Linked DNA regions of Homo sapiens: region 1 is linked to region 2. Evidence: chromatin loops called from intact Hi-C (ENCODE). Cell type or tissue: adrenal gland. All regions are shown on one strand. Each heading gives the region's core, and the rest is flanking DNA. Links, peaks and the distances in the headings are about the cores only.

Region 1 (15,436 bases), core at 3,827-11,826, 60 kb after region 2:
GGGACAGGGACAGGAACGGGCCTTCATGGGGTGGGGGGGGTATCTGCTGCGGGCAAGGTGGCTCCGTACCGCAGGCCTCTGTGAGACGGCAGAGCACACCCTGGAATTGTCCCCGGGAGGGACACCTGCCTGTCATCTCCCTGGCTGGAGGGCCATTCAGGGGCATCAACTCCCAGCACCTCTAGCTGACCTCTCCTGTGGCCAGAGAAATGCAGAAAGCCAAGAGGGGGCGCAGTGACCCCCGCCGCCATTCTGCAGATCCCACGAGCCAGGGGCTGTGTGGGTGAACCTTTGCTGTCACTGCCTTCAGCTCCTGGGTTAGCTCTGCTCACTTGGAAAACTGCCAGGAACACTCCACCATCCCCATTTCAGAGATGAGGAGACTGAGGCCCAGCCTGGCCACGTGGCCTCACCAGGTGATGGTGGAGCCGGGTGTGGGCTTTGAATTTTCGGGCCATCTCCCTGAGTCTCCAGGTACCAGCTGCGTCTGCAGGACTCTGAGCTCAGAGGCAGGGAGAGACCCGCAGAGGCTGCCCTTCTCCTGAGTCCAAGGAGGCCACCGTGGGGGACAGGAGGGCAGGATGGGAGACGGGAGCCCCAGGGCCGCCGGACCCAGCTGACACGGAAACCCTCCCTCTTTTCATCCAGAAGTGGAGGGAGAGGGGCCGCTGAACGCAATCATGGCCACATGAAACTCAGAGAACACTCGAGTAAAGATCTGGTCCCTCGGCCGTTCCTGGGCCCCAGCCAGGCAGACCAGGGTCTCTGAAGCATCTTCATCAAGAAGGAACTTCAGTGCTTTCCTCATGGAAACACTCCAGCTGATTAGGTGGAAGAAACACTCCAAATAATTGACAGCAAAACCACGAGCCCCGAACCCCCCTTGCAGACCACAGGCCTCCTCCTCCTCTCCTTCCCGCTCTCTTCCCCTCCCCGCCCGCATCAGGTTTCCCGGCTTGGCCCCGATACAGCCCTGGAAAGAAAGCGCTCCCCAGAGCGGACCTTGTTCACCCCTTTGCTGAGCGGCTCAGGGTAGGGGAGGGGCCCAAATGTGCCAAGAGTGAAAATAAGCCCTCTCCTTCCCTCCCAGCTCACGGCCTAGGCCCAGGGTCCCTTCCTCCCATCTCCCAACCCCTCCAGGTGGCCTGGTCCTGAGCTTCTGAAGGTCCCTGGGAATAGGTCGGCCAGCAGCGGAGAGGAGAGGCTGTGGAAGGGGCCGTGGGTGGAGCTGGCCTTTAATTCAGAGCTGTGAGCCGGGGGGTGGGAGGGCAGCTGGGGTGGTACAGGGGTGCAGGTGGGTGCGGCTCATGCAGGAACTTGACCACAGCCCACGGAGCTTGACTGAGCTCTTTTGGTGTCACCCGAACCAGAGGGGACCCTCGGAGGAAAAGACACCACACACTGCTCTGCATTCCCTCGTGGCCTGGGAGAGGGGCCGACACAGACACAGACCCCCATGCCCAATTCCAGCAAGGTTCTCTGAGATCACCCTCTGACCCTGTGTGGGAAGGGCGCCCTGAGCACCCCCTGGGGCTGGGGCCACCATGGGCCACTGCATTATCTTCCAGACTCTGCTCAGTTAAAAGGGACAGAGGAGGACCACTGTCCACACAGAGGTAGCTGTGTGTCCTCAACGGGTCCAAGCACCCCAAGGCACCCTCCCCAGCCTGGCCACTCCACCACTGCCCCACAGAACTGCATGCCACGCCCATGTCATGGCAGACAATGCCCAGGGTGTGTGTGTGTGTGTGTGTTGTGTGAGCGTGCACATGTTGGGTGTGTGTGTGTGTTGTGTGAGCGTGCACATGTTGGGTGTGTGTGTGTTGTGTGAGCACGCACATGTTGGGTGTGTGTGTGTTGTGTGAGCACACACATGTTGGGTGTGTGTGTTGTGTGAGCGTGCACATGTTGGGTGTGTGTGTTGTGTGAGCGTGCACATGTTGGGTGTGTGTGTGTTGTGTGAGCGTGCACATGTTGGGTGTGTGTGTGTGTTGTGTGAGCGTGCACATGTTGGGTGTGTGTGTGTGTTGTGTGAGCGTGCACATGTTGGGTGTGTGTGTGTTGTGTGAGCGCGCACATGTTGGGTGTGTGTGTGTGTTGTGTGAGCGTGCACATGTTGGGGGTGTGTGTGTGGTGTGAATACGCACATGTTGGGTGTGTGTGTGTGTTGTGTGAGCACGCACATGTTGGGTGTGTGTGTGTGTGTTGTGTGAGCACGCACATGTTGGGGGTGTGTGTGTGTTGTGTGAGCGTGCACATGTTGGGGGTGTGTGTGTGTGTGTGTGTAAGCGCGCACATGTTGGGAGGTGTCAGAAGAGTAAACAATCCGGGTGCTGGTGAGACACACAGAAAAGACACCTAAATGGCCTGAGAGGTCGGGGGGACTTCCTGAAGGAGGCAATGCCAAACCCCAGGACCAACTTTAGCCAGAGGAGCAGTGCTTCAGGCAGGGGCACAGCATGTCCTGGCCGAGGAAGACAGGAGCTGATGGGCTCAGGCCATGCTAGAAGCAGTGGCCGCAGCGTGGGGGTGGGATACGTGGCAGGTGGGGTGCCTGGAGAGAGTCTGGAGAGGAGGGTGGGGCTAGGCCAGGGCCTTGGGGTGCCTCGTGCCCTGTCAGGGCATCCACCTCCTCTCCACCGCCTGACCCTGCCATTTCCCGACACAGGGAGACATCAGCCCTGCCTGGACCCTCAAAGCCTGGGAGGCAAAGCTTCTGCGTCCTCCGGTCCCTTTGTCTCAGGATCCAGACCCACTGAATTGTTTCAGTTGCCCAAATGCACCCAGCTGTCTCATGACCCTGACACAGATCCTGCCTTCCCTGAGCTGGAAACTCTTATGCCCAACCCGGCCTCCCCTTTCAGGTGTCAACTCACCTGTCACTTCTTCTGGGAGAGGCTTCCTGGTCATGTCCCAGGAAAGGGGGCCCCACTGCATGTCCCTCAGCTCCCTGCACTGCCTCTACCCCCAAGGTCTCAGCCTGCTCACTTCCCTCCCTGCATCTAGCTGTGGGCTCGGTGGAGGAGGGCCCTCCTGTTTCTATTGTCTCTCTGCCCCCAGTGCCAGCAGAGGGCCAGGCACACAGGAGGGGCCTCTAAACGTTGGACAAAACCACAAAGGAATGGCCAAGGGACAGGAGCCTCCAGGAGGCAGATCTTCGCTGGCCCTAAGGGAAGCTTTCTGACTTTGCTAGTGGTGAGTTCCCCATCATGGAAGGTATCTGAGCAGAATCTGAGCAGCATTTTGCCAGGGATGGAAAGAGGTGGTCTGTGTCTCAGTGGCAGGAAGGAGCTCTACTTCGTGTGGCCCCTGCCCTCACCTCCCACTGGGGTTTGCAGCCCCAGGCAGGGGAGTGGGAGCCCCTTTGCAAGAACGGGGGCCTGGATTCGGGTGAAAGGAGGCAGGAGTTCTTTCGGATCTGTGCTGGACTCGGCTCTGGAGAAGCAAGCCCTGCTTGGCCACCCTCAGCCCACTGGGCAAGCAGGCTCACTGTGAAACTACAGCCCTGCTCAGGCCTGGCTGAACCTCTGCCACATCTCTGAAACGCCCCCACCCCTACTCAGGCCTCATTTCCGGCCATATACAGACAGTCACTTGTCGGGTGCCTGCCTCCTTCCCAAAAACGTCAGGCAGCAACATGCATCAGGAGCAGGCGGGTGAATGCCTGACCCCCGGAGCCCTTCGGGGCACCCTGAGCAGGACCCAGATGGGGTGGCGCCGGGCACTCACTGGTCTTGTAGACCACCGGCGGTGGCTCCTATATGGTGGCAGGGTCGAGGGCGGTGTCTCCGTGGAGTGTGATGAGGGGGGTCCCGGCCTGAGCTCCATCGAGGCTCCCGGAACAGGGGGTTGTGCCATGAAGTATGAGCTGCTCTGGGGCAGGGTCTGTCCCTAGCAGGGGCTGGTTCTAGGCTCCGAGCAAGCAGGCAGTGGGAGGCGGGTGGGAATGTGTGTGATGGGAATGGCCCCCAGCGCCCTCACCAGCACGGAGGGCAGAGACCAGGGCTGCTTTTTTTTTGTTTTGTTTTGTTTTGTTTTGTTTTGTTTGAGACGGAGTTTCGCTCTTGTCTCCCAGGCTGGAGTGCAGTGGCACAATCTCAGCTCGCTGCAACCTCTGCCTCCCGGGTTCAAGCGATTCTCAGCCTCCCAAGCAGCTGGGATGACAAGCGCCCGCCACCACGCCCGGCTGATTTTTTTTGTATTTTTAGCAGAGACAGGTTCCCACCATGTCAGTCAGGCTGGACTCGAACTTCTGGCATCAGGTGACCCGCCCATCTCACCCTCCCAAAGCGCTGGGATTACAGGCGTGAGCCACCGTGCCCGGTCGAGGCTGAGGTTTCTTAACCTCGAAGTATCGCTGGGGGTCACAGGACAGACCCCTGCTTATCCTCCCAGCACTCCAGAAACTTCTTCCAGGTGTGGGCTTCCTGTCAACCGTGGCTGATCAGCATCACTCAAAGGAAGGGCCCCATGCCCCGGGTCTGTCCCCACGGCTGGCAGTTACTCATCTCTGTCTCTGCAGCCACCCTGGGCAGGCCCCGGATGGGCAGACCCTGGCACAGCGGTTTCAGCAGTTTCTGCCTCTGTTGATTGGGACCCTGGGAAGAGGGTGAAGCAGAAAGTATGGAAAATACCAGGAAGAGGATAGACCGAGTCTCAGTCCCAAAGCCCAGGACGAGCCCAGACGGCCAAGAAGTGATGGCCTTCGCTCTTGGGGGTGTTCAAGGTGTGTTTCCTGTGTTTAATGGAAGTTCTGTCCTGCTCTGTGTCTGTGTGATAGGCGCGGCGCTCAGTGGGGTCTTTGCTGGGCCTGGCGGAGCTGTTGCCCGCTGCCTGGGCCTGCCAGTGTGTAAGACCGGCCCCGAGGGCTGCCCCGCCTCGCCCACCCCTGCTGGCTGCTGTCCTTGCTCTGTCTTTTCTAGACTTGGAGGCAGAATGGTGCTGTCCTGACCAGCTTGGATTCCAGAATCAGAATGATGGGAATTAAAATCCTGACCCTAACACTTTACTGCACCTGCGCCCCAGGATGGGCGGCTCAGCCTCTCTGAGTGTCAGTTTTTTCATCTGAAAAATGGAGACGCTGACAATTCGAATTTGTCTTGAGACCCGCCTCAGTGGGAGGTAAGCAGTGTGCCCAGGGCCATGCCTGGCGTTAGTGTGCAGGTCAAAGTGAGTGGGGAGCCCCTTCCCTCCTGCTGTTCTCCTTGGGCATCTCCTCAGCAGCTCAGCAGCCCACAGGGTTCCTGGAGCCGAGACTTGGGGCCCTTGGAAACACCCTCATGGTTTTGGCCATTGTGTTCCCAGAAGGGCAGGTGACAGTTTGAGGACAGTAAATAAACTGACAGGAGGGGAGCGAGGTGACCCCTTCACCTTTGGTCCCATCAGCCGGGCCTTATCTCCCCTGTCTCGGGCCTGGCCTCAGTCTGTTTGCCCACATTGGGGCAGATGGACAGTGGGTAAACACAGCCCAGAGGGCTAGCGGGGCAAGGGGCAAGGGGCGGCCCCCACTGGGAGAAGCCAGGGGCAGGGGTGGGGGATGAGGGCCAGGGGCCTGGGCCTGCAGCGAGCACTGGCCAGATGCAGCCAGGGCCAGAGTGGGCACCAGGTCTTGAAGGAGAGGCCCTCCCCAGGGCTGCCCCCTGCCCAGGGACCATGGCCCCCATCCCCCATCCCACAGCAGGAACACCAGGGCCCAGAGACAAGGGCTGGCACCACACGGGCACCCATCAGAAGCAGTGCCAGGGCTGCATGCCAGCTTCCTGCCTGCTCAGTCCTCTAGTATGTGGACAGGGAGCCCCGAGGCATGGGGGCCTGGGGCTTGGGGATCGGGGGGCCAGGGGAGGTGGGGTGCCCTGCTCTCTGCTGCACCCCCAGCCCCATCTCACCCAGAGCACCCAACCCAGGCTGTCGTCCAAACAACTTCAGGGAGAGAACTGGTTCAACTCTTCAGTGTTTTTGCTTTGAATCTTTTCTCCGACAGCCACTGGCCTTCCAGAAACTTCTGAGAAAACCAAGACCTAGGCCAGTCCCTCTGACCACCATAGTGTCAGGGGGCTGGGGGCTCAGGGGCTCACTAGTGGTTCTCACTGAGAGAAACAGATGTGGTTTGTGGTAGAAGGACAAACACAGTGCCCTAGAGGGCAAGCCTCCCCTCGGCCCGGCCATGCCAGGAGCAGCTGGCCCACGGCCCATCCCGCTCTGCCATCTGCCCAGATGGCTGTGGAATGGGCATTGCGAGCCCTAGCAATGGGGCAGCGGGGAGGACGCTTGGACAGCAAAATGGCCAGAGAGTGCACCCCGTGCCCCCTGAGCCGTATTTCCAGAAGGAATCAGAGCTCACAGCCCCTGACACCTGCAGCCCAGACCTGGGCATGGTGCAGCTCGGTCTGGGTGTGGCCACCAAGCACACCCACACTTACCTGTCCAACAGGAGCCCCAGGCAGCCTCAGACCTACCTGGGACCCTGGACCCAGCTCTCATTTCTCTCCCAGTCCCCACCCCAGCAGCACCCCAGTGGGCTCTGCCTCGTTCCCTCACCCCATGATTCCTCCTGCCTCCAAGGGATGACCCAGGTCCTAATGCCATTCATTCATTGTCCTGGGGGAGGAGGGACAATGGTTAACCCAGCACCTGGTACTCGTGGCCACCAAGCTGGTTCCAAGGATCTAGTGGGGAATGAGGGGGGCTGCAGCCTGTGCCCTGCGGCCCACTCTGCTCTAAGTCCACATGGGACCCCATTGCCAGGAAGCCACGGTGTCCGCTCAGCTACCACCACACCTCAAGGGAACACCTTATCAAATCAGGCCCTGTGTCTACAGAGGACTCAGAGAAAAGCCCCTGAGGCACGGACTCTTCCTCTTTTACGAGGATACATCTGATCATCATTTCTGGACTTCCACACCAGGAAAATTCCTCCTCTAGGGGATCTTGAGTGTATCTTCTTCTTGGCAAAAACTGCAAAGCCCACAGTGCTTTCCTTTCTTGCTCTGGCTACTAGGAAGCTCAGACTCACATTAATAACAGCAGTAGCTCCTCTTTGGCTCCTGAGATAATTCTCTCTCCTCTTCCCACTAGACTATTCCCAAACTTTCTCTTCAATGTTCATGTTTCAGTTCTATGTTTCAGTATATATCATTTTTCAGATTTCCAACTTATACACAGAAAGTGGCTACTCAGCCACCTAACATTGTCTAGGAAAAATTTCCAATTGTGTCCTCAAAATGCCCACGACCTACCTCGTGAATATTAACTTGTTATTCTCACAGATCCCCACAAGCTCCAACACCATTTTTAGCAATGCCGCGTCCCCCGGTGCACAGTGCTGGGGGCATCAGGGCACACAGGGCTGCGGCTCTCAGTCCTGCTCTGACCCATAAACGCCTGGTCTTGGGGAGGCCCACCCAGCTCCCCGTTGTGCACCTGGAAAATGGGAGTTAGTGATTGTGCCTCTTGGTGGGGAGAGTGGAGGCCCCAGGGCCTGAAATCTGGGCACCCCCTTTTCACCCTGGGCTCCTCACTCTGTAGACTCTGACAAAAGTCCCAGACACTCCCAGCAGAGAGAGCCCCACAGTCTGGGATACTCCCAGCAGAAAGAGCTCCACAGAGAGCCGGTGGGAGCCGAGGTGCCAGGCAGGAACCGTGTGACCACTTCCCGCACAGTGCTGCCCTCCCTGGCTGCCCACTCCAGCCTCGGGGCTCCCTGGAGACAGGGCCTCCCTATGGCATCACTCACATCACCTCATAGGCAGAAGCCAACGCTAGGAGCTCGCAGGCCCCAGGGAAATGTCCCAAACCCCACTTCCCCTTCACCGCACTCCGATCCTAAGCCCCCGAGGTCATGGGCTCCCCTCATCCCACAGGGCTCAAAAAGTCATGCAGCTGGTGAGCCCACTCATTTGAGGACAGTGATGAGGAAGCCAGGTCTTGGAGAAGTTGAACTGAAGGCAGAGGAAGTATCAGGCTGCACAGGTCCCCTGGGTCCACCTTCCTGCCCAGCACCAGGCTCCCGGCTGATCCCATCCCAGCCGCACTGCAGAGCCGCCTCTGCTAATCCTTGAAAATAATTCATCCCCCAGCTGCAGAGTGCAGTAAGGAGAGGACCATCAGTATTAATATTAGTTATTGTTATTGATTTCAGCTTTAGAGAATCGATTTTCAGTCCGGGCCCCTTTTATGAGGCTCTTTGCCAAAGACGCATGGATGCCACCCGCCTCCCCTTGAAGCTGGTCCTCTCAACTAGGCCGGTCCTGCAAAACTCACCCCAAAGAGGAGTGAGAGTCTTGGGTGGATGAACCCTAGGGGTGCAGACAGGTGAACTAATCTTCTCTCTCTCTGTCCTCAACAAAGAGCTAACTCCAAGGCCTGGACCAACCGGCATTCACTCGGGCCAAGCATTCCTAAAATGTCCCCACTGCTCTTTCTCTGCCTCCCCGACTCCCACCTGCAGGATCATCCCGAGCATTTGCTGAAGCCCCACAAGACCCTGCCTGACAGGCCTCTCCAGACAGACCCCCTGCTGAGCCCTCCCCTCCCCCAACCAGCAACTCTCACCGCCCACCCCCTACCCCCCCGCCGCCCAACCCCTACCTACCGCCGGGCCCCCTTCCTTCTGGAATCCCCTGGGCTCCAAGGCTCCACTCTGGGCTTCCACCACAACCCAGCCTCAGCCACACACTGGGGGCTGGCAGGGGAGGGTGTCAAAGCTTGGTCCTCATGCTCCTTGCCCGCAGGGACCAGCTCTGAGCCTGCCTTGGGCCTGCACAGCCTTGTTGAAAGAATAGTGACTGCCAGCATTTCTGAGTCCCTACTGAGTGCCCGTCCACAGGACCCTAGAGTGTCAGGGGGCAACCAAGACAAATGATGCTGATTTTTTTTCAGAGAGTAAGTCAGTGTGTTTATGTAGCAAGACCAGCAAAGGGGAACCTGCCACCTTCACTTATTAATCTGTGCTCATGGGCAACTCCTGTGCCTTCGGGAGCTGTCGTGTCCTCTGAGGCAAAATGACAGTGCCAACCTCGCAAGGACGTTCAAGAAAAGAAATGATATAACCTATCTAAAATGCTGCCCAGGTGCGGTAGTTCATGCCTGTAATCCCAGCACTTTGGGAGGCTGAGGCGGGTGAATCACCTGAGATCGGGAGTTCAAGACCAGCCTGGCCAACATGGTGAAACCCTGTCTCTACTAAAAATACAAAATTAGCCGGGCACGGTGCCTGTAACCCCAGCTACTCGGGAGGCTGAGGCAGGAGAATCACTTGAACCTGGGAGGCAGAGGTTGCAGTGAGCCAAGATCGTGCCACTGCACTCCAGCCTGGGCAACAAGAGCAAAACTCCATGTCAAGAAAAAATAAAATAAAATGCTTAACGTATTTCCTGGCCCTTAGCAAGGTACGTAGTAGAAGGTACCAGATATTTTCCTTTTTTCTAAGTCTGGATTTTCATTATTCTGATTTTCCTCCAGTTGAGATTCACCTGCACAAGAATGGCGGTAGGGAACATAACCGCTGCTGTCTTGCTCATACAACTCAGCACACGAGGACCCACGTGGAAATGCAATACCTTTAAAAACCCCTTGTCACTGCTTTTTTAAAAAAAATTTTTCAATAGTTTTCGGGGTACAGGTGGGTTTTGGTTCCATGAATAAGTTCTTCAGTGGTGATTTCTGAGACTTTGGTGCACCCATCACCTGAGCAATGGACACTGTACCTAATGTGTAGCCTTTATCCCTCGCCCCCCGCCAAACCCCCTCCGAGTCCCCAAAGCCCATTAGATCACTCAGATGCCTCTGCATCCTCTTAGCTTCGCTCCCACTTATAAGTGAGAACATTCGCTGTTTGGTTTTCCATTCCTGAGTTGCTTCACTGAGAATAGTGGCCTCCAGCTCCATCCAAGCTGCTGCGAAAGACATCATTTCATTCCTCTGTATGGCTGAGTAGGAGTCCACGGTGTGTACATACCACATTTTCGCGGTCAGTGGGCACTTAGCAACCTAGACAACTCACAGACAAGTGAGATGCGATCTCACCCACCCCGTTGAACAGAAGGGGAGACTGAGGCTCAGGAAAGGAAGTGACCTAGACAATTCACAGACAAGTGAGACGCGATCTCACCCACCCCGTTGAACAGAAGGGGAGACTGAGGCTCAGGAAAGGAAGTGATTTTCCCAAAGGTGGACCACACTGTCCCACCAAGGGCAGGGGAGGAAGGGGACAGTGTCCCCGTCTTCACACAGAATCTTCTCACCTCCAGGCAAAAGCCTTGCCCTCTGGCCCACAGCACCCACCACCCTACCAGCCTGGCCTCCTGGGGGAGGAAGATGGCATTCTTCCCCTCACTTTCCTTTCCTCCTCCTCCTCCTCCCTCCCTCCCTCCTTCTCCCTCCCTTTCTTTCTCTCTCTGTCTTTCTGTCTCTCTTTGTCTCTCTTTGTCTCTCTCTCTTTGTCTCTCTCTGTCTTCCTCTGTCTGTTTCTCTCTCTCTCTCTCTCTCTTTCTCTTGTTCTCTCTCTCTTTCTCTCTCTTTCTCTTGTTCTGTCTCTCTTTCTTTCTCTCTTTGTCTCTCTCTCTTTCTCTCTCTGTCTTCCTCTCTGTCTTTCTCTCTGTTTCTCTCTTTCTCTCTCTTTCTTTCTCTCTGTCTTTCTCTCTGTTTCTCTCTTTCTCTCTCTTTCTTTCTCTTGTTCTCTCTCTCTTTCTCTTTCTCTCTTTCTCTGTCTTTCTCTTTCTCTCTCTCTCTGTCTTACTCTCTCTTTCTCTCTCTTTCTCTCTCTGTCTTTCTCTCGTTCTCTCTCTGTCTTTCTCTGTGTCTTCCTCCCTTTCTCTCTCTCTTTTTCTCTCTTTCTCTCTCTCTTTCTGTCTCTCTCTTTCTCTCTCTCTCTCTTTCTGTCTGTCTCCCTCTCTCTCTCTGTCTTTCTCTCCCTCCCTCCAGCATCTATTGCTTGCAGTGGCTCTGAGACTGAGTCACGGACACAGTCAAGGAAGGCCAAACACTTGGCTTCAACAAGAATTTCTTGCCAATGAGGCAATGCCAGGATTTATTAATTCATCCCTTTAACCATTCATGTACTCTTCGAAACATTTACCGAGCAGAGACACTAGAAATATCAAAGGACAAAACAATACAGGAGACAAAGCATTTTATAATGACTTTTTTTTTTTGAGACAGGGTCTCACTCTGTCACACAGGCTGGAGTGCAGTGGTGAAATCCCAGCTTACTGCAGCCTCCACCTCCCAGGTTCAGCCAATTTTTGTGCTTCAGCCTCTCAAATAGCTGGGATTACAGGCGCCTGCCACCATGCCCAGCTAATTTTTGTATTTTTAGTAGAGACGGGGCTTCACCGTGTCGGCCAGGCTGGTCTCGAACTCCTGACCTCAGGCGATCCGCCTGCCTCGGCCTCCCAAAGTGCTGGGATGACAGGTGTGAGACATCGCGTCTGGCCTATAATGACTTCCAAAGAATAGAAACGCAGCCCTCAAGAAGTAGCCAGCAGGGCAGGGAGCCCTTATGCTCCAGAAGATGTCACTCTGAACTCTGTGACCCCTGTATTTGCTGCCACAAGGAACACACGTCCACGCAGTTTCAGACTCCAGGAACCACTTGAGGGTGGGGCCCCACACATCCCTACCCTCAGTTAACTGCCTGGGGGCTGCAGGCTCCCCAGCCCACCCCAACCCGGCCTCTCGGCACAAGAGGATGCCCTGACATCCTTCGTCAGGAGCAAACCATGAAACCCCTCAGGAGCCCAGGCGGTAGCAGGGATGCAGGGATTCAAGGACTCTACTGCCCCAAGGCCCTTCAGGGTCCCCGCGCAGCACGTTAGAGCCCCACTGTTGTCACCCCCAGCACGGTGCACAGGGTGCCTGAGGTTTCCAAGGTTACCCTGCCATTAAGAAGCAAATCTGGCACCCAGTCTAGGCTCTGCTGGGCCCCGAAGCTCACATCCTTCCTGAGGGTGGCCAGCTGTGGCTGTGGGCCACCTCCCCTGGGCAGTCCCCAGGCCCAGGCATTGGAGGGATGTTCCCCGGATCCAAGCCAGGAGTCACCGGACACTCCGGAAGCAGCTGTCACTGAGGCCCCGCTTTCCTCCTCCCAGCAGTGTCCCCGTGACACCTCCTCCTGCCAGGGCCACCCCCGACCTGCCCACTTGTCCTGGTTCCCAAGCCCATTCCTTGACCTCTGCCTGTGCTTCAGGGTCACACCCTCTGCGAGGGAAGATGAAGCCTGTGAGCGCTGCCAGGCTGCCCAGGGTTTCGTGCAAGTGCGCGTGCATTTCTCTTCTGACCACTGCTGTCTCTGGCCACAACTGAGCCACAAAAAGTCTCCCGGGACCGGTGGGCTCACCCTCCACGCCCACCGCCAATGCACCTGTCCCTTCCCGCAGACTTAGGGGGGCGGCACAATGTCTTCTCCTGCAACACCAGCCTCAGAGTCCACAGCCTTCCAAGCGGCCAATAAATCCTGCTCTTACTGGTTAATGAGGGGCCAGTGTCCCCGGGCCTCCATCTCTTGGGTGCTCACTTTGACTGGGCTGTGCATCATCACTGCCAAATGAGGGCTGCTAGGGGCCCTGCACAGCTGACAGCAGGTGCACAGGCCCGGGGTGGGAAGGGCGGGGCCGAAGTAGCTCAGGAACCACGCCAAGGGATCAAATTGGGTCTTTAAGTAATTATCTCAACCCCTCCTTAAAAGCTACATTGGGTAAAGTGACTTTAAATATTGTTTTAGCCTATTACCAGCCTATAAATTAATCGCTCGCTGCACACAGAGGCGTCGTAACTGTGGCCGGGAGAGAGCAGTGCAGTAATTATGCACAAGGCGGGAGACTCCTGCAGAAGCTGCATATTTTACACTTAAATTATAATTAAACTTAGAGGAATCTCTTCCACCCAGTGCACAAATATAATCTGCACCAGCCTCCTGAGAGCTGTGACTCTCGTCAATTTATGTATTTGCTGTTGGAAGACGCCGAGCCTGAAGTCATCGCTGTCTATCCGTGCCTGGGCGAAGTCATCGCTGTCTATCCGTGCCTGGGCAAAGTCATCGCTGTCTATCCGTGCCTGGGTTGCAGACACGGGAAGGACCCCAAATGCAGCCTCTGCAGCAGCCCCATCGTGCACAGATCTGTGGTTATCAAACCTAAAAATCCAGAACCTACCCAGCAGCCTGCACAGAAGAGAAGCACAGTGAGCCTCCAGCGGCCCCGGGGCCGGGAGCCAGGGGCCGGGCACTCGGGAGGCTCCTGGAGTCAGGACCTGAGCAGAGGAGGAGCAGAAGCCCCGCGGCCGGGCATGAGCGATGGGGGCTCACAGGAGGCCCCGGGGCAGGCCGGACTCAGTCTGGGAAGGCCTGGAGACAGTGCCCAGTGGAGTCGGGAGACCGAGCACCCTGCCAGGACGGAGTACTCGCTCTTGTACCCCCACCCCCCATGGAATCTTCCTGGTTCTTTAATTGCTAAGCCTATTTAAAAAGTGACAATGCCATAAATGGCCTCTTTTAGAAACTTGGAGAGGGAGGATGGGTCTGCCCTGTGCCTTGCCATGCTCCTGGGGACAGTTTTTGTTTTTGTTTTTGTTTTTGTTTTTGAGACGGAGTCTCACTCTGTCACCCAGGCTGGAGTGCAATGGTGCGATCTCGGCTCACTGCAACCTCCGCCTTCTGGGTTCAAGCGATTCTCCTGCCTCAGCCTCCTGAGTAGCTGGGACTACAGGCATGTACCACCATGCCAGGCTAATTTTTGTACTTTTCGTAGAGACAGGGTTTCACCATGTTGGCCAGGCTGGTCTCGAACTCCTGACCTCAGGTGATCCACCCACCTCAGCCTCCCAAAGTGCTGGGATTATAGGTGTGAGCCATCGCGCCCGGCCTAGGGACAGTTTTGCTGTGTCCCCAAGGATGGGCTTCACGACCACCCTCCTCTCATCTCCACGTGGAAGTCAATAATAGCAAGGGTTATTGAACAGTAAGGGTGTGGTGAGGGACGATCTTCCAGACTCCAGTGCCTGCCCCTACTCATAGCCCTTCAGGGAAGGGCTTGGACCTGGGGCATAGCCTTCCGGTCATCAGGCAGACACAGCCTGCTGCCACTTAGGAAGTGCTCCCCATTCACTGAGCGCTTCCCCGGGGCAATTCCTCTGCCCAGATCCTCAGCAGAAGGTGCTGTAGGTGCCATTGGCCCCTCTGACAGCCAGGAACATTGAGGCCCAGGGAGGCTAAGGAGTAAGGCCAGAAAGTGGAGGAGCCGAGATTCAAGAAGCTTTGGACTCCAAGACCCAAGCTGGCGCCCACAGCAAGCAGTGGTGCCCACCTTGGGTGCAGTGGGAGCAGACAGAGTGGGCCCTGCCCTCCTGGGTCAGGAAACCGCTCCCCCAGCGCCGCCCTTAGGTCTGGGGTCTTAGTCTGCTAAGGCTGCATAACAAAACACTGTTGACCGGGTGACTTCAACAACAGAGACTCGTTTCCCGCAGTCCTGGAGGCTGACTCCGAGATCACATTGCCAACCTGGTTGGTTTCTAGTGGGGGCTCCTCTTGAAGGCTGCCCTCTCTCTGTGTCCCCACAGGCCCTTTCTTCCGTGTGTACGTGGAGAGAGGGGTCTCTGGTGTCTCTTCCTCTTCTTTTATTTATTTTTATTTTTTTATTTTTTTTGAAACAGAGAGGCTGGAGTGCAATGGTGTGATCTCAGCTCACTGCAACCTCCACCTCCCAGGTTCAAGCAATTCTCCTGCCTCAGCCTCCCAGGTACCTGGGACTACAGGCATCCACCACCATGCCGGACTAATTTTTGTATTTTTAGTAGAGACGGGAATTTCACCATGTTGGCCAGGCTGGTCTCGAACTCCTGACCTCAAGTGATCCACCCGCCTTGGCCTCCAAAGTGCTGGGATTACAGGCGTGAGCCACCGCACCCGGCCCCTCTTCTTTTAAAGACACCAGCCCTATTGGATTAGGGCCCCCAACCCTTATGATGTCATCTAACCTTAACCATAACTCTCTAAAAGTCCCATCTCCACATATACTCACTGTATGAGTGTTAGGGCTTCAAGATATGAATTTGGAGGGACACAGTTCAGTCCACAATAGTGAGGAAGATGCTGTCACCAGAACAGGTAGTAGAAGCTATGACTACCATGGTCATTCGGCCCAAGACACTGAGGCCAAGAAACCCCACCAGAAACCAGAAACACTTTGGGCCCAAACTGGCCGGGTCCACGGCTGCGTAGGCAGGAAAGGGTGAGGGGACCAGTTACAGGCCAGTGGACAGTCAGGGGCCTGAGGGAGCTGGGTGGCAGAGTGCCCAAGCGCCCAGATCACCAGCCACTAACAGGTAACTGCTGACCAGCACCTACCACGCAGAACAGCACGCCCCCAAACCGGGCAGATTGATGGGTTTTCACAAAATGCTGATCAGTAAGCCGCGACCAGAACCGGAAGCCATCCTCCAGCCA
Region 2 (15,436 bases), core at 1,881-9,880:
GGTCACAGATGCTCAAAGAAGGGCAGGAACAGTTCTGAGAGTCCGGAGAGGAGGAACCTGAGCTTTCCAAGCTGCCTCCGAGGTGCCAGTCTGCTGCACACTGCCAGGTACCATCCCCTCTAACCCCACCCCGGCTGACCAAGACTCTGGTTTCCCCGTTTCCCAGATGGAAACACTGAGGCGAAGAGCAGCAGTGACTGACTCCAAACCGTGTGGTGACTCTGGCACCACAGTCCCCAGACCCAGGGCTGAGGTCAGTGGTCAGAACCCCCAGGAAAGACCCCAGACAACCACCGACCTCCGCCCCCAGCCTCCAATGAGCCACACCACCTCCCCGCTTCTCATGGCACAGGTCGGCCAGCCAAAGCAGCCGGTGCCAGGTGAGACCAAAGTCCAGAGAGAAGGGACATAGGTAACAGACTTGGAAAACAAGGTGCTGGGGAAGGTACCAGGAGGAAGAGGCCATAGCCTGGCTCTGCCACCAACTCTTACATGGCCCTTGGACAAGGGTACTCTCTGGACATCAGTCTCTTCTATAAAATAGAGAAAAGAACCAGCTAATCACAGAAACAAGAATATGACTACGGGGAAATAGAATGACAGCCTGTCTCACAGGAGCTAAGGAGACAGGCTGAGGCTGACGCTCCCAGCCTGGGGCCCAGCCCAGCCTCCCTGGCTCTGAAGGTGGCACGCCCCTCCCTGACACCTCTCCACCGTGCACCCCCAGACGCCCATCAGGCAAGGAGATTATGTGTTTTATCGGGGGCATTTATTATCGACACTTTCTACATACATCTCCCCCTACACATATGTGTACATACGAGGGGGATGGATGTGCAGGGGAAGGCCCCGAGCCCAGTCCCCCGATGTAGTCAAGCGGCCCCCATAAAGATAACGGGAAATGATTCATAATATTTATTTGACAGACATGATATGAACCGTAATAGTCTGTTGGGATTAAAAATATCCGTACGTCTCTGTCATCCACCAGTGTGGTTTAAATATGATCTATGTGGCCTCTGCGGCGGCGAGGAGATGGCAGCGGTTATTGACGGGCCGTAAAGAAGAGTCGTTTTGCATTGAAGGATGGGGAACTGAGCCCAGGAGTTTGCCTAACGCCCCTCGGTGCTTGCATCAAAATAAACTGTACTTTAAAATGCGGCTCCCTCCACCCCCACACTGCCAGCAAGTGGGGGTGCAGACGCAGCCCGGCACACATTGTTCCGCTCATTGGCTTGTGGAGGGCCTGGCGTGGCTCCAGGCTGCAGCTCAGGGTCCGATGAGGCTGTCATCCTCCCCGAGGAGGCCTCAGGACAGCCACGTGTGGCTAGGTCCCCAAAGGCCCTGGCCCCACCCCCTCTCCGTCAGCCTGTTCCCAACCTCGCCTGGCCTAAGCAGGCAGCACCCCCTGCCCCCAACCCTGACACTCTCAGCTTAAAAACTCTTTCATGCTGCCCACTGCCCTTGGGATAAAGTCCAAACTCCTGAGCAAAACTCACCAGGCCCTCCCTCCCTCCCTTCCCTTCATCATCTCCCTCCTGCCCGCTCCGAGCTCTTCCCACAAGAGCCCCCCAGGCTAGCACAGGAGAGACTGCTGTTGCAGGCCATCCACACCTGGCCACTCCGCATTCCTTGCTGCCTAAGCTCCAATGTGGCCCTCAGCAGCTCACCCATCTCCACCCCAGTCCCCAACACACACACACACGCACACGCACACATGCACGCATGCACACACTGCCTGGGCTGGCTTCTCTGCACCCTGCAGCAACCTGCATGTGCCTCTAGCCCTGGGCTGGCCGTGTCTTCCCACGGTCGGAGCTTGCTGAGGGCAGGAACTGGGAGCTCCAGTCTCCGCCTTCCCCACTGGGCACAGCTGTGGGATCAGAATGCTCACAGACGCTATTTTCAAGGGGCCCAGCTAGGCCACCGGGTCAGCGGCTTCTCTCCAAGCCCTAGTGGGCAACCAGGATACTTGTTTACATCTCAGTCCTTCTATACTTAGAAAAAATTATCTTCCCTCCCAGGGCCTCGGTTTACCTATCAGTAAATGAATCCGCGGCCCCGGGGACGAAGGCCCCTTGAAGGCTCAGGGGCATCTACCCACGAGGGAGCCTGGTAGGGTTTGCTGTGGGAAGCACCAAAGACAACCCAGAAAAATATCTGCTGGACGGAGGGTGGGGGGGCAGCACTTTTAAAACATTTTTTCTTTCCCCCGAAGATTAGAATGGGGGGACGCTTTTCACCCCACCCATATCACTGCCCCACCAGATCCTGCCCTGCCAGCCCCCAGCTCCGAGCCCCCAGCAGACAGCCACCACACTCCCTGAGGGGGAGCCCAGGCCGGAGGCTGATGAATCGCCAGCTCCTGGTGACAACTGGCCTTTGTTTCTCCCACTAACGAGGGTCCCCAAGGAAGGAGCCGCTTGAGCTGAGACGCAGGGAGGGGAGGGGCTGCCCTGGAAATGAGATCACCCAGGAGGAGGCCGGGCCAGCCGCCTGCAGCCCTCCAGCTCCAGGGGTCTGCAGCCTGGCCCCGGCACCACTCCTCGGGGCAGAGGCACAACCGTCGTAGGCAGGTCGTTGGCTGGACCGAAAGAGCATCTCTGAGGAGCCAAAAGACGCATCCATGCCTGCTTTTTAAGCTGCAGGCCTGGCCCCATCCTCCCGGGCCCCTGCCCGCCCTGTTCCCAGCCTCCTGTTTCATTTGCAGGGCTGGCCACTGGAGCACCTATGTGTGGGGCTCTCACCAGGCCCTCCGCCTCCTACCCAAGACTCCAGGGCCTTGCTGTCACCCTGCTGGGGCCTCCCATGGGCAGCAGACCCCTGGGTCTCAGGCTCCCCTGCCTCCCCTGCGAAGCCTGCCGGACCCCTGCATGCAGTAGGCGCTATCAGAGTGGGCTGGCTGACCTCACCCTGTCCTCACCTCCTTCCCGTCATCACTGTCTCCTCCTGCCCGGGAGTGACAGAGACCTAGGAAAGGCAAAGGGAGATAGGACCAGGAGGCCTTGGGTCCCACGCCCTGGACAACTGCCCAGGACCAGTGGGCTTTAAAAGGGTTTAATTACCAGGCCCTTTCCCAAAATCCCCTGAACATGGAAAGGGGGTGTGAGATAGGGGTGCCATGCCCTGCTGGAAGCCACTTGGGGGCCCCGGAGCCTGTCCACTAGGCCCCCGCCCTGAGGCACCCACTAGATTCCACAGAGTCACAGACCACCCAACCCTGGAAGTAACCCCAGGGCCCCAGCCCCATGTCTCTGCCCTGCGATGCTGAAGCTCAGGGCTGTAGGAACAGCTGAGGGCTGTACACGCTCAGGAAAGGAAGCCAGCATCCCCCAGGTTCCACCTGCCCTGCCAGCAGCCAAGGGAGGGACTGGACTCCGTCTGATTTCCACACCCCAGGGGTCAGCTGACTTCATTTGCTTCTGTGGCACAGTTGCTGTTTGAAGTTCTGCTGTTGTGATTGGGGATATTTAGTGTTTGAGAAAATAATGTGGTGTGTTCCAGGTTAATCATACCTATGTATCCATGGTAGACCCTGGCCAGGTGGTGGGAGAGGGCATCCTGGACTTTGAGGGGCCCAGGGGTCAGCGCTGTCTGATCCCGAGTCCCCCCCGGGCGAGACCCCAGGCCTCAGTTTCTCCCTCTGCAGCACCCTCGTGTAACTTGAATGAGATGTCTATACAGCCACCAGCCCAGGCCAGCCCTTCGCGGGCACTCAATAAACAGCCTAGTGAATGGGATCATCAGACTGGCCAGGGCGAGGCTCTCCAAGGCATATTCCATCAGGGAACATCTCAGCCCCATGGCCCGTGGTCATGCTCAGCAGGGAGTCCAGCAGTTGTGCGAAAGGCAAGCTTGCCCGTGGCCAGGCCCCAGCCTTAACTAATTTAAGCATGGCCAAAAACTTCCAGACTGTCCTGGTACTGATAGACTTGTCCCTGATCTTCTGGGTGGGTCCAGGGCCGTTTTAGAGAAGTCCATCCCTGGATGGGATGATGGGTTGCTATCCTGAGCCCATGGGCATGGAGCTGCCTGGAGGGTTCCTCCCCATGAGCTGCACCGGCTGGGTTGGCCCCCTGGATCTTAGCTCTTAAGAAGTTCTACACTCAGAAAGGCAGGAGGGGAACAGAAGTGCCACCAACAGGGACCCAGGGCTGTTCTGAGCTGGCTGGCGGGGGTATGGATTCCTGCTGTGAGCTGGCTGCGGGGGGGTGTGGATTCCTTCTGTGAGCTGGCTGGGGTGGGGGGGTATGGATTCCTGCTGTGAGCTGGCTGGGGGGGGTATGGATTCCTGCTGTGAGCTGGCTGGGTGGGGGGTATGGATTCCTGCTGTGAGCTGGCTGGGTGGGGGGTATAGATTCCTGCTGTGAGCTGGCTGGGTTGGGGGGGTATGGATTCCTGCTGTGAGCTGGCTGGGGTGGGGGGTTATGGATTCCTGCTGTGAGCTGGCTGGGGTGGGGGAGTATGGATTCCTGCTGTGAGCTGGCTGGAGGGGGCGGTATGGATTCCTGCTGTGAGCTGGCTGGGGTGGGGGGGTATGGATTCCTGCTGTGAGCTGGCTGGGTGGGGTATGGATTCCTGCTGTCACAGAGTGGCCACATGGACACTGGCAGAGAGGGGAGCTCTCGCTTCACCACGCCCATACCTTGTCACAACTCGGCAGAGAGGAAGAGCCAAGAGACCCCGGGGGAAGCGGGCTGTCCCTCACAAGGTGGTTAGCCCCTGCAACTGGCAGTGCCAAGGAGCTGGCCACCAGGCTGGCCTCAAAAGCCCCCAACACACAGCAGCCCAGCCACGGGTCCTCTCCGCTCTCTGGGTTCAGAGAGACATTAGCCAAGCGGGCACGCGAGAGACATTAGCCAAGCAGGCACGCGAGAGACATTAGCCAAGCAGGCACGCTCTTACTCTGACATCCTGGGTGGGGTCACTTCGTGGGTTTTGGAGCCAGCGAGGTGCCTGGATCCGTGCAGCCTGTCTGCGGGCTGACCATGGTGCAGGCTGTCTACTCCCCCAAAATGGGTGCTCAACATAATACATTGCTTAGTGAAAACAAAAGGCGGTTAACATTGCACACAAAAGGATGCCAGTTATAAATGTATACACAGAAATCTGAAGGAAAACACCTCCCACCCCCCGACTGGTGAACATTAATGGAGTGATGGGGGCTTCACACTCTTCTTTGTATTTTGCCTCCTTCTCTACAAGGAGTCTTTATTACTTTTATAATCAGAAAAAAAGTAGGGTTAGCAAGAAAGTCCCATCTGAAATCCATCTGGAACCTAACTCCTGGAGCCTGCAGCCAACCCCAGCTGGCCCTATCGCCCTATCTCAGAAGCACCCCTGCAGAAACCCCCTGCCACGTCACCCCATGTGACACCCTGGAAGCCAGCAACCGTGTCTCTGGAGCCCTCTCTTCTCCTCCCTAAGCAAGCCCTGTGCCCATGCCCTCCTCATCACCGGGGGTTCCCAGCCACCCCTCCCCCAGGCAGGCTGCACTCCATCAGTGTCATTCTGGAAACACCCCGTGTCAGCTTTGCACCGATAAGAACATGCTCACCCTTCATCCCGCTGCAAGGATCCTTGTCTGATCTGCCCACTCTGTCACTGGGCTGGATGAGATTAATAATACACCTAATTTCAGAGGCACAGAAGGTTGCATCTAAATGGCCAAAATATTTGGACCACAGCATGACAAGTGAGCTCCTTTTGGTGGTTTTAAAAGCTGACGCAGAAGCCACTTGGCTCTTGTTCAGGCCCGTCTCTTGCCAACACAACCGACTGGCTGGGCTCCTCCAGACCCCAGCACCCCGCCAACGCCACGCAGGCTTTGCAGCACCTCCTGTGGGCAAGGGGTGGAGGGCAGAGGGGGGGAACACAGGCCAGGTGCTTCCCCTGCCCGGGAAGCAACAGGTGACGCACCGGTGTCCAACACAGATTCTAGGTGCTACCCTATGGCTGCCACAGTGACCAGACACTCACAGAGCAGGGAGGGGACAGGACACAAGGGCCTGAACCACAAGGCCAAGGAGAGAAGGAGATGAGGGACCAGAGCCGGCTTCTGTCCAGGTGTCGGGGTGGCAGGTCCACGGGGAGAAGGGCGGGCATGGGGCTGCATGGGTGGGGGGAGGGCACCGGCAGGGTATGGGGTCACAGGTGCTTTGGGTGCTCAGTGGGGAGCCTCTCCGAGGTTGGGGTGGCCCAGGTTTGGAAGGACCTTGATCCCTAGGCTGAGAGGCTGCTGAAAGGGGGTTCTGAGCCCAGAGGGACATGCACTAGGGTGGCGCGTCCCAGTGTGGCCCCTGAGGCGCTTCATTCTCCAGCAGAGATGGTACAATTATTGGCTCTGTTTTGCTGAGAGGGAGATGACTTGCTTCGCGCTGCTGTGTCACTGGGGCCCAGGAAGCCGCCAGGCCTGGCTCCAAGAGGGCAAAGCTGCCCTGACCTCCTCAGGGGAGGAGCTGGGGAGCTGCTACACACACCCACCCCCGCACCCTCCAGGCCAGTTCAGCTGCTGGGGCCATGGTGCCCTGCATCCCCAAGAAGAACCAAGGGCCTCACTCTGCCCCGACTGCCTTCCAGAGGACCAAGAGCAATGCAGAGCCCTCGCCCTGGGCAAGACTCGGATGCCCAAGACCACCCTAACCGCCTTGGAGGTCTTCTCTTCCCCCGACCCCGCTCTTCCCCCCAATTTTGCACATGGGGACTCTGAGTCCCCAGAAGAAGGGAGGAGCTTGCCCATGCTACCCCGTGTGCTGGGCCTCGCAGCCCTTCCAAGCCTCAGAAGCTTCCAGCAGTCTCTGGAGCCCAGGGAGGCTGCCGCCCAGCCCTCGAATCTGCTTTGGAGCAAGGATTAGTGTCTGTGGGGGGTCCGCACCGCCTGCCTCCAGCCTGCTGTCCTCAGGAAGCCCTGGAGCTGCTTTGTCAGGGAGCCACTCGATGGGAGCCTTGGGGGGCAAAGGACTAACAGGATTTCTCGGCCCTGCCACGCCTGCGATTACCCCCTTTGGTGTCTGAAGAGGAATTAGCACAAGTCCCCTCCCATGGCCGGGACGACCAGCCTGAGCTACTCTGAATGGCTTTTCCTTTTACAGTCAGCCTTGCTCCTAGCTCAGCTGGATTTCGGTCCAGCAGGCAAAGGTGCTGGACAGACAGCCTGGCCAGACAGCCAGCTCTCGGGGCCAGGCAGCCCTCCCCACACTGCTGGGGGCCGTGCTGAAGTGCAGAACCAGTGAGGCCTGCTAAGCACTTCGGGTTAAATCCGCGTCCATGAGGCCCAAAGTGAGCACCGTGGCAGCACCCTTCTTCCTTCCACTCCAGATCCAGTAGCAGGGCCTTCTGTGAAGGCTGCTGTCGGCGTCAGGAGGCAGGTCGGATGTCCCGTGTACCTGCCAAATGTCCTTGCTATGTTGGGTGAACGAAGCCCTCAGTGGATGCTGCCGACTTGGAACGAGCCTGAATATCCCTTTCAGGTGGACACTCTCATCGATGTGCTGGGTCTGCTGGGTGCTGGCAGGCGGTGCCCACAGCGCTGGGACTGCCCCCCAGCGTGTTCTCAGGCCTTTGTCTGGAGCTGCCAGTGTGTCCTGGGGAGAGATCCACACTGTGGCTACCTCCAAGGGGACTGAGACTGGCCCCCACCGGCCTCAGTTAACTTTTGGCTTCTCCCCTCTGAAATGGAACTCAGAGGGCAAGGCCTCCATGCCTCAGTTACCAGCACTCTCCAGGGTATGCCAAGACAGGTTGGAGCCCCATGGAGGCCTCAGTTCCCAGCACTCTCCAGGGTATGCCAAGACGGGTTGGAGTCCCATGTGATGAGAGAATTGTGGTTTGGCCAGTGGGAGTGGGCAGATCTGGGCTTCACTACCTCCTGGCTGTGTCCTGGGACAAGTCACGGCCCTGAGCCTCAGCCTCCTCACCTGTAAAATGGGCACCACTAGTGGCACCTCCTGGGGAGTTGTAGGGCCAAAAAGCAGGGCGCAGCGCACATCTGCGGCAAATCATGTACTTTTGCTTTAAGAAAATTAGAATTTGACTGTGGGAAGAGGGGAGGAAGACTCCCAGGCATGCCCCAGATTTCATCTGTGTGGCAGAGAAAGGAGGTCGACTGTTCTCCTTCAAGGCGTGTGTCCCAGACCTCTGAGCCGGCCTCCCCGGCCTGTGCCTTTGCCAGGGCCTCTTTAGGAGAAGGCACTCCTTCTGACAGCAGAGGGCCCAGCCCTGCGCCCAGCCAGCAGCTCCAGCGAGAACAAGCAGACACCAGTACCACTTCCACGTTAGCCTCGAGCCAGCTGTCTAGATGCTTACCAAGAGCTGTCCCGGTCACAGTGGCAGGTTCCCGGCCACTGGGAAGCCACAGCTCTTGGCAGCAGTGAGACCTGTCCTGCGCTTTCCACGCTTCCATAGATGAATCGTGTGCCCATGAGCCTGGGCAAGGCTCTCAGCACCTTCAAACCCCCTTTCCTCATCTGTATAATGGGGCAATAAAGTCTCTGCAAGGACCAGAGTGAGGAGGAGACCAAAGCACTGTGGGTTGTGCTACCACTGTGATTACCAAGTGCCAGCCTAGAGGAGGAGGGGACAAAGATTCCCAAGTGAGGAGAAGGACAGGACTCATGTCAGCCATGAGGACCAAGACTGCTAGTTCATGCAGGAAGAAACGGAGGTCCAGAGAGAGGAATGGACTCTGGCACCATGTGGGTTGGACCAGCGGCCTGGAGCAATGACACAATGGGTATGACAAGACAGGGCTAGCTAGTCATGCCACAGCAGCAGAGAATGAATGGACAGAGAGGGTCAGGCTGCAAGCAGGCTTGGGGCAGGCAGTGTAGATTCCCCACAGGCACTAATCCCTGCTCCAAAGAGGAGTCAGGAGCTGTTGGAAGCTTCTGAGGCTGGGAAGGGCTGCTGAGAGGAGGCTGGTGAGGTCTGAGATGTTGGGGCAGAAGGAGCCCAAGGGAAATGGGGCTTGTACAGGAATCCATGGTATTACCCAGCGCTCCCATAGCAGGCCAGCACTGCAAGAATTCACCCAATCACGGGCCTATTTCTGCCCTAGTGCCTGGAAATGGTATCATATCTGTGGCCTCTGGATCCAGCCTGCCCTCTCCAAAAATAGGGAATAAAATTGCGATTGAAAAATGGCCCTGCATGTCAACATGTGTGGGATGCAGCTAAAGCAGTGTTTAGAGGGAACTTTATAGCATTAAATGCTTATATTAGAAAAGAAGAAAGATCTAAAATCAGTGACCTGAGGTTTCACCTTAAGATGACTTAAAAAAAAAAAAAGAGGCTGGGTAAAGTGGCTCATTCCCACAATCCTAACACTTTGGGAGGCAGAGGAGGGAAAATAACTTGAGCCCAGGATTTCGAGACCAGCCTGGGTAACATAGTGAGACCCTGTCTCTAAAAAACCTTTTAAAAATTAACCAGGCATGGTAGTATGCACCTCAACTCCCAGCTACTTGGGAGGCTGAGGTGGGAGGATCATTTGAGCTCAGGAGTTAAAGGTTGCAGTAAGCTATCATCATGCCACTGCACTCCAGCCTGGGTGACAGAGTGAAACCTTGTCTCAAAAAAACAAACAAACAAAAACAAAAGGAGTAAACTAAGTCAGAAGTAAGTAGAAGGAAGGAAATAATAAAGATAAGAGCAAAAAATCAATAAGTAGACCTTTGAGAAAGTTGAGAAAGGCAAAAACTGTTTCTTTGGAAATAACAAAATTGATTAACCCTTAGTTAGAATGGTCAAGGAAAAAAAGAAAGAGTACGAAAATCATCATTTTCAGGAATGAGAAAGTGATTGTTATCACAGACCCTATAAACATCAATAAGATATATGGGAATACTAAAAACAACTTGTGCCAAAAATATGTCAACGTAGAGGAAACTGTATTATTTCTTGAAAAAGACAACTTACCAAAATCAACACAAAAGGGAACAGAAGATATGATCAGCCCTACAGCGATTAAAGAAATTGAATTTGTTATCAGAAATCTTTCCAGAAGAAAACTCCAGGCCCAGATGGTTTCACTGGTGAATTCTATCAACATTCGAGTCTTTTATTAAACATTTAAGAAAAATAGATTTTAAAAGTATAATAAGATCTTTATCAAAATGTTAACAAATTAAATCCAATATTAAGTTAAAAAGGTGATACCTCATGACCAGTGGGATGCAATGTTGATTTAACATTCGAAAAACAGTCAATAGACTTCACCATATTGACAGATGAAAGGAGAAAAATTATAGGAAAATATTATTTTAAAAGATTCAGAAACACCATGGACAAAATTCCACATCCACTTATGCTAAACACATTTAGAAAACTAAACATAGTAGGAAACTTCCTCAAACTGATAAAAAGAATCTACAAAATAAAAGCAGAACAACCTGACAGCAAACATCATATTTAACAGTAAAAAACTGACTTGTTTTCCCCGAGACTGGGAACGAGCAAGGATGTTCTCTTGCCACTTCTATTCGACATTGTACCAGGGATCCTAGACATTGCTATAAGCCAAGAAAATGAAATAAAATACGTAGAGCCCGGAAGAGAAGTAAAACTGTCTCTATTTGCAGATGATATAATTAGTGATTTATGTAGAACATCCCAGGGAATGCACAAAACAACAATCAAAACCAGTAAATGAATTTAGCAAGGTCACAAGACACAAGGTTAATATTTTTAAAATATATTTTATTTCTATCTGTTAGGAGTAAACAATTGGAAAATAAAATCTTAAAAATTCCACTTAAATAGCACAAAAAAAGTAAAATGCTTAGGTGCGAATCTAACAAAGATTTATATATTTATATCTAATATATAAATTTATATATTATATACAATATAAATATATTGATATTTATATTTATATAAATATAAATATATTGATATTTATATTTATGTATTTATATCAATATATTTATATCAAATATATAAATTTATATATTTATATGAATATATAAATTTATATATTTATATAGAATATATAAATTTACATATTTACATAGAATATATGAATTTATATATTTATATAAATATATAAAGAACTTTTAAAGCACAATTGTAGGAAGACCAACCAATTTGTCCAGGAATGCTGTACTGAAAAGAACAAGACAGTACTGAGAAAAGAGTCAAGAAGCACAAGTAAATATAGACATACCATGTTCATGGAGTAAAGGGCTGAATATCAGATAAAATGACAATTTCCCCAATTTGATTCAATACAATCCCAATCAAAACGCCAACAGGATTTTTCATAGAAATTGACAGTCTAATTCAAAAATTTATATGAAAATGCAAATAATCTAGAATAGTTGGGCCGGGTGTGGTGGCTCACACCTGTAATCCCAGCACTTTGGGTGGTTGAGGTGGGCAGAGCACCTGAGGTCAGGAGTTCGAGACCAGCCTCAACATGGAGAAACCCCTTCTCTACTAAAAATACAAAATTAGCCGGGCGTGGTGGCGCATGCCTGTAAACTCAGCTACTCGGGAGGCTGAGGCAGGAGAACTGTTTGAACCTGGGAGGTGGAGGCTGCGGTGAGCAGAGATGGTGCCATTGCACTCCAGCCTGGGCAACAAGAGTGAAACTCTGTCTCAAAAAAAAAAAAAATAGAATAGTCAAAGCAAATTTTTAAGAGAACAAAGTTTGGAGGATTTATCCTGCTTGATTTTAAGACTTTCTATAAAATCACATTAATCAAGACAGTTTGCTATTGGCTATATATATACACACACACATATGTCTACATACACACATATACATATGTAGGTATAAAATAGGAATAGAATATATTAGAGCCTAAAAACAGACCCACATATATTCAATCAATTATTCACACAGGTGCCAAGGCAATTTGATAGAAAATTTGTTGAAAGCAAAGCTTTCAACAAATGGTGTTGTGTCAACTAAATATCCACATAAAAATTAAATATCCACCCTTACATGAAATACAGAAATTAACTTGCAGTGGACCATAGAACTAAATGTACACCTAAAATTATAAAATCTCTAGAGGAAAATATAGAAGGAGAGCTTTGCAATTTCTAATAAAGGACTGTGAGCTAGAATACAAAAATCATGACACTTTTTTAAAAGGTAAATTATACTTCATCAATATTAAAAACTTTTTTTCTACAAAATATACCAGTGAAAATAAAAACACAAGGCACATATTGAGAGGAAATATTTGCCAGACATATATCACACTGAGGAGTTTTTGTTTGTTTGTTTGTTTGTTTTTGAGACAGAGTCTCGCTCTGTCACCCAGGCTGAAGTGCAGCGGCACGATCTCAGCTCACTGCAACCTCCACCTCCTGGGTTCCAGCAATTCTCGTGCCTCAGCCTCCTAAGTAGCTGGAATTACAGGTGCCTGCCACCACACCCAGCTAATTTCGGTATTTTTAGTAGAGACAGGGTTTCACCATGTTGACCAGGTCCTGTCTTGAACTCCCGATCTCAAGTGATCTGCCTGCCTTGGCCTCTTGAAGTGCTGGGATTACAGGCATGAGCCACTGCATCCGGCCCCACACCAAGGACTTTTATCTAGAATATATAAAGAACTTTTAAAGCACAATTGTAGGAAGACCAACCAATTTTTAAACAGTCAAGAGATTTGAACATACATTTCACAGAGGAAGATATATGAACGGCCGATAAGCACACAGAAAACACTCAACGTTATTACTCATTATGGAAATGGAAATTAAAACCACCATGGGATATCACCACCCACCCACTGAAATGGCTAAAATCAAAGGCTGACTATTCCACATGGTAGGGAGGATATAGAGCAACTGGAACTCTTCTACACTGGTCATAAGACTATACAATGGTATTATCACCCTGGGGAAAAAATGGTATTTTTTTTAAAGTTAACTACCCATCTTCTATATGACCCAACCATCCACTGCTAGGACACATGTTCTCAGAAAGACTTGCATGTAAGTGTTCATAGCAGATGCCCTCAGAGTGGAGCTTTTCTCCCCTATTCCTGCAACATGTCACCAAAGGAAGCAAGATGGGAGGCTCTGTGGGCCCTGGAGATTCCAGCTTTGGTTTTGCTACTTGTTAGCTGTGTGTCTTCCCCTCTCCAATTCTTCACTTCCTTGGCTGTAAAATGGGGAGGATATAAGAGCCCACCTGTTCGGCTTTGATGTATCATAGAGGGAGATCAATGGCTCAGTGAGCAGCAGCTCCCAAGATTGGGAGTGGGGAGCCACATTGGACACCACTGGTGTGGGCGCTCATGGTCTCTGCTCCCATTGTGTCTGCTCCGGTGGTGTCTGCTCCCTTGGTGTCTGCTCCCGTGGTGTCTGCTCCCATGGTGTCTGCTCCCATGGTGTGGGTTCCCATGGTGTCTGCTCCGGTGGTGTCTGCTCCCATGGTGTGGGTTCCCATGGTGTCTGCTCCGGTGGTGTCTGCTCCCTTGGTCTCTGCTCCCATGGTGTCTGCTCCCATGGTGTGGGTTCCCACGATGGTGTCTGCTCCCGTGGCATTGGCTCCTGTGGTGTCTGCTCCCATGGTGTGGGCTCCCGTGGTGTCTTCTCCCGTGGCATTGGCTCCCATGGTGTCTGTTCCATGGTGTGGGCTCCCGTGGTGTCTGCTCCCATGGTGTGGGCTCCCGTGGTGTCTGCTCCCGTGGCATTGGTTCCAGTGGTGTCTGTTCCATGGTGTGGGCTCCCGTGGTGTCTGCTCCCATGGTGTGGGCTCCTGTGGTGTCTGCTCCCGTGGCATTGGCTCCCATGGTGTCTGTTCCATGGTGTGGGCTCCAGTGGTGTCTGCTCCCATGGCATTGGCTCCAGTGGTGTCTGTTCCATGGTGTGGGCTCCCGTGGTGTCTGTTCCCATGATGTGGGTTCCCACGGTATCTGCTCCCATGGTGTGGGTTCCCATGGTGTCTGCTCCTGTGGTGTCTGCTCTTGTGGTGTCTGCTCCTGTGGCATGTGTCCCTGTGGTGCAGGTGCCGTGGTGCAGCCATCCGTGGTGCAGGTGCTGGGTGAAGGCAGGAAGAGAGTGCATTAGCAGAGCAAAGGAGCAGGGCAACCATACAGACTTGGACAGTTTTGGGGTGCCTAAGAAGAGAGTCTATGGTCCGGGAGGGACAGGCTGTGTGGTCCAGGGCTCAGAACCAGAACCCTGGAGGGAATTCTGGTAGAAGCTCGAGCTGTCAGTGCTAGGTACAGCTGGAGTGAGAGGCAAGAACACCCATACCTAAGAGTATGTGAGTTGGGGGCCTGGGGGCAGTCAAAAATCAAAATCACTGGGATCCCAGGTCCCAGCATCGACGTACCCTCCACGGTCCTCACCCGCTCAAGGTCTGGCTCTATATCCGGGCCACAAGCAGCTCCTGTAAGTCGTTAAAAAATGTTCCTGTCCCCCAGGAAACAGCAAGCAGTGGGCTGTACTGGGTTCCCTGGCCCCGTATCTAAGCCTTCCCGCATTTGGCTGCATTTTCTTTCCAAGACCGCTCCCCCTGCCACCCCAACACCTAAAATACAATTAGTTATTTGTACTGGGTGTGTCTGCTCAGAGAAGACTTTGAACTTCACCCGATGTGGGTGGGGGAGTTAATCACTAAAAGGAGCGGGATTCAGTTAGCTCAAGATCAATGGGCTGTGCTCCATGCCATAACCAAACTGAGCCCTCTGAGGAGGAAAAGAGCTTCAGAAAGCACCCTGCCTTGTAACCATAAACCCCTCAATTTCTTATGGGGTGATCTTGGGAAGAGGCAGGGGGCATGGGCTTGCGGATCAGGCAGACCTAGGTTCAAGTTCTGGCCCCAGGAGTATGACTTCAGTCCAGTCCCCAAAGCTCCAAACCCCCAAATTCTCATCTGTAAATGAAATGTGTGGGAGAGGAAGTCCTCCTCCCCCAGGGCAGTTCTGGGGCAGGCAGGCTGCCCTGTTCCCACTCCGACCCCTCTCCACTGCCTGTGCCCCTTTTCCTCTCAGGGCAGCCCCGGGCAGCCAGGGCCCTGTGGTGACTCCCCATTGGCAGGCCTGGCAAAAGAAAGTCCCCAGCTGTGGGTAGCATGGGGACCCCTGGGGCTGCTGGGTGGCACCCTCCAGCCTGCCTCATCTTCTGGGGCTGCCCTGCTCTGGAGTGACCATACCCCACCAGGGCCCCAGGGCAGATCTTGGCTCACTTTGTGCTGGGGCCACACATGGCCTTCACGGCCTTTCTTCTGTGGCTTGGTACAGCTCTGCTAGTGCCAGCCTCACAACACGCCTGCCTCCCCCATGCTGAGAAGTCAGAGGTCTGGATGGCTCTTTGTTTAAAGAAACAACCGCAGTTTCCAGCGGACCCCATAGCAGGACAAGGCCCAGGTCGGAGCTCAAGCCTGTAATGCTCAACCAGGCGGCCACGGCACTTGTCCAGGAGGTGGCTGAGGCCAGAACCATCAGACCCACTGTTCTGGTGCCGACTGTCATGGAAC

What was found. Hi-C counts contacts between places; a loop is a spot of excess contacts. Peaks named below come from ENCODE experiments on the same cell type or tissue, not always from the same donor. Only the 100,000 strongest peaks of a DNase experiment are listed, where the experiment ranks them.
Region 1: a loop joins it to region 2, with 2.1 times the contacts of the local background. A loop is called at or near these places in 12 of 110 quality-filtered maps.

What each region holds. Positions count from the first base shown.
Region 1 is chr9:134,249,330-134,264,765 of GRCh38, reverse strand. No RefSeq gene overlaps it. Among named protein-coding and RNA genes, the nearest start is that of LINC02247, 38 kb to the left of the region's middle. In adrenal gland, for the core only: no CTCF peak of the experiment used is centred there; no DNase peak of the experiment used is centred there.
Region 2 is chr9:134,306,972-134,322,407 of GRCh38, reverse strand. No RefSeq gene overlaps it. Among named protein-coding and RNA genes, the nearest start is that of RXRA, 12 kb to the left of the region's middle. RefSeq lists enhancers at 2,449-3,307, 3,308-4,166. In adrenal gland, for the core only: no CTCF peak of the experiment used is centred there; a DNase peak (open chromatin) is centred at 6,001.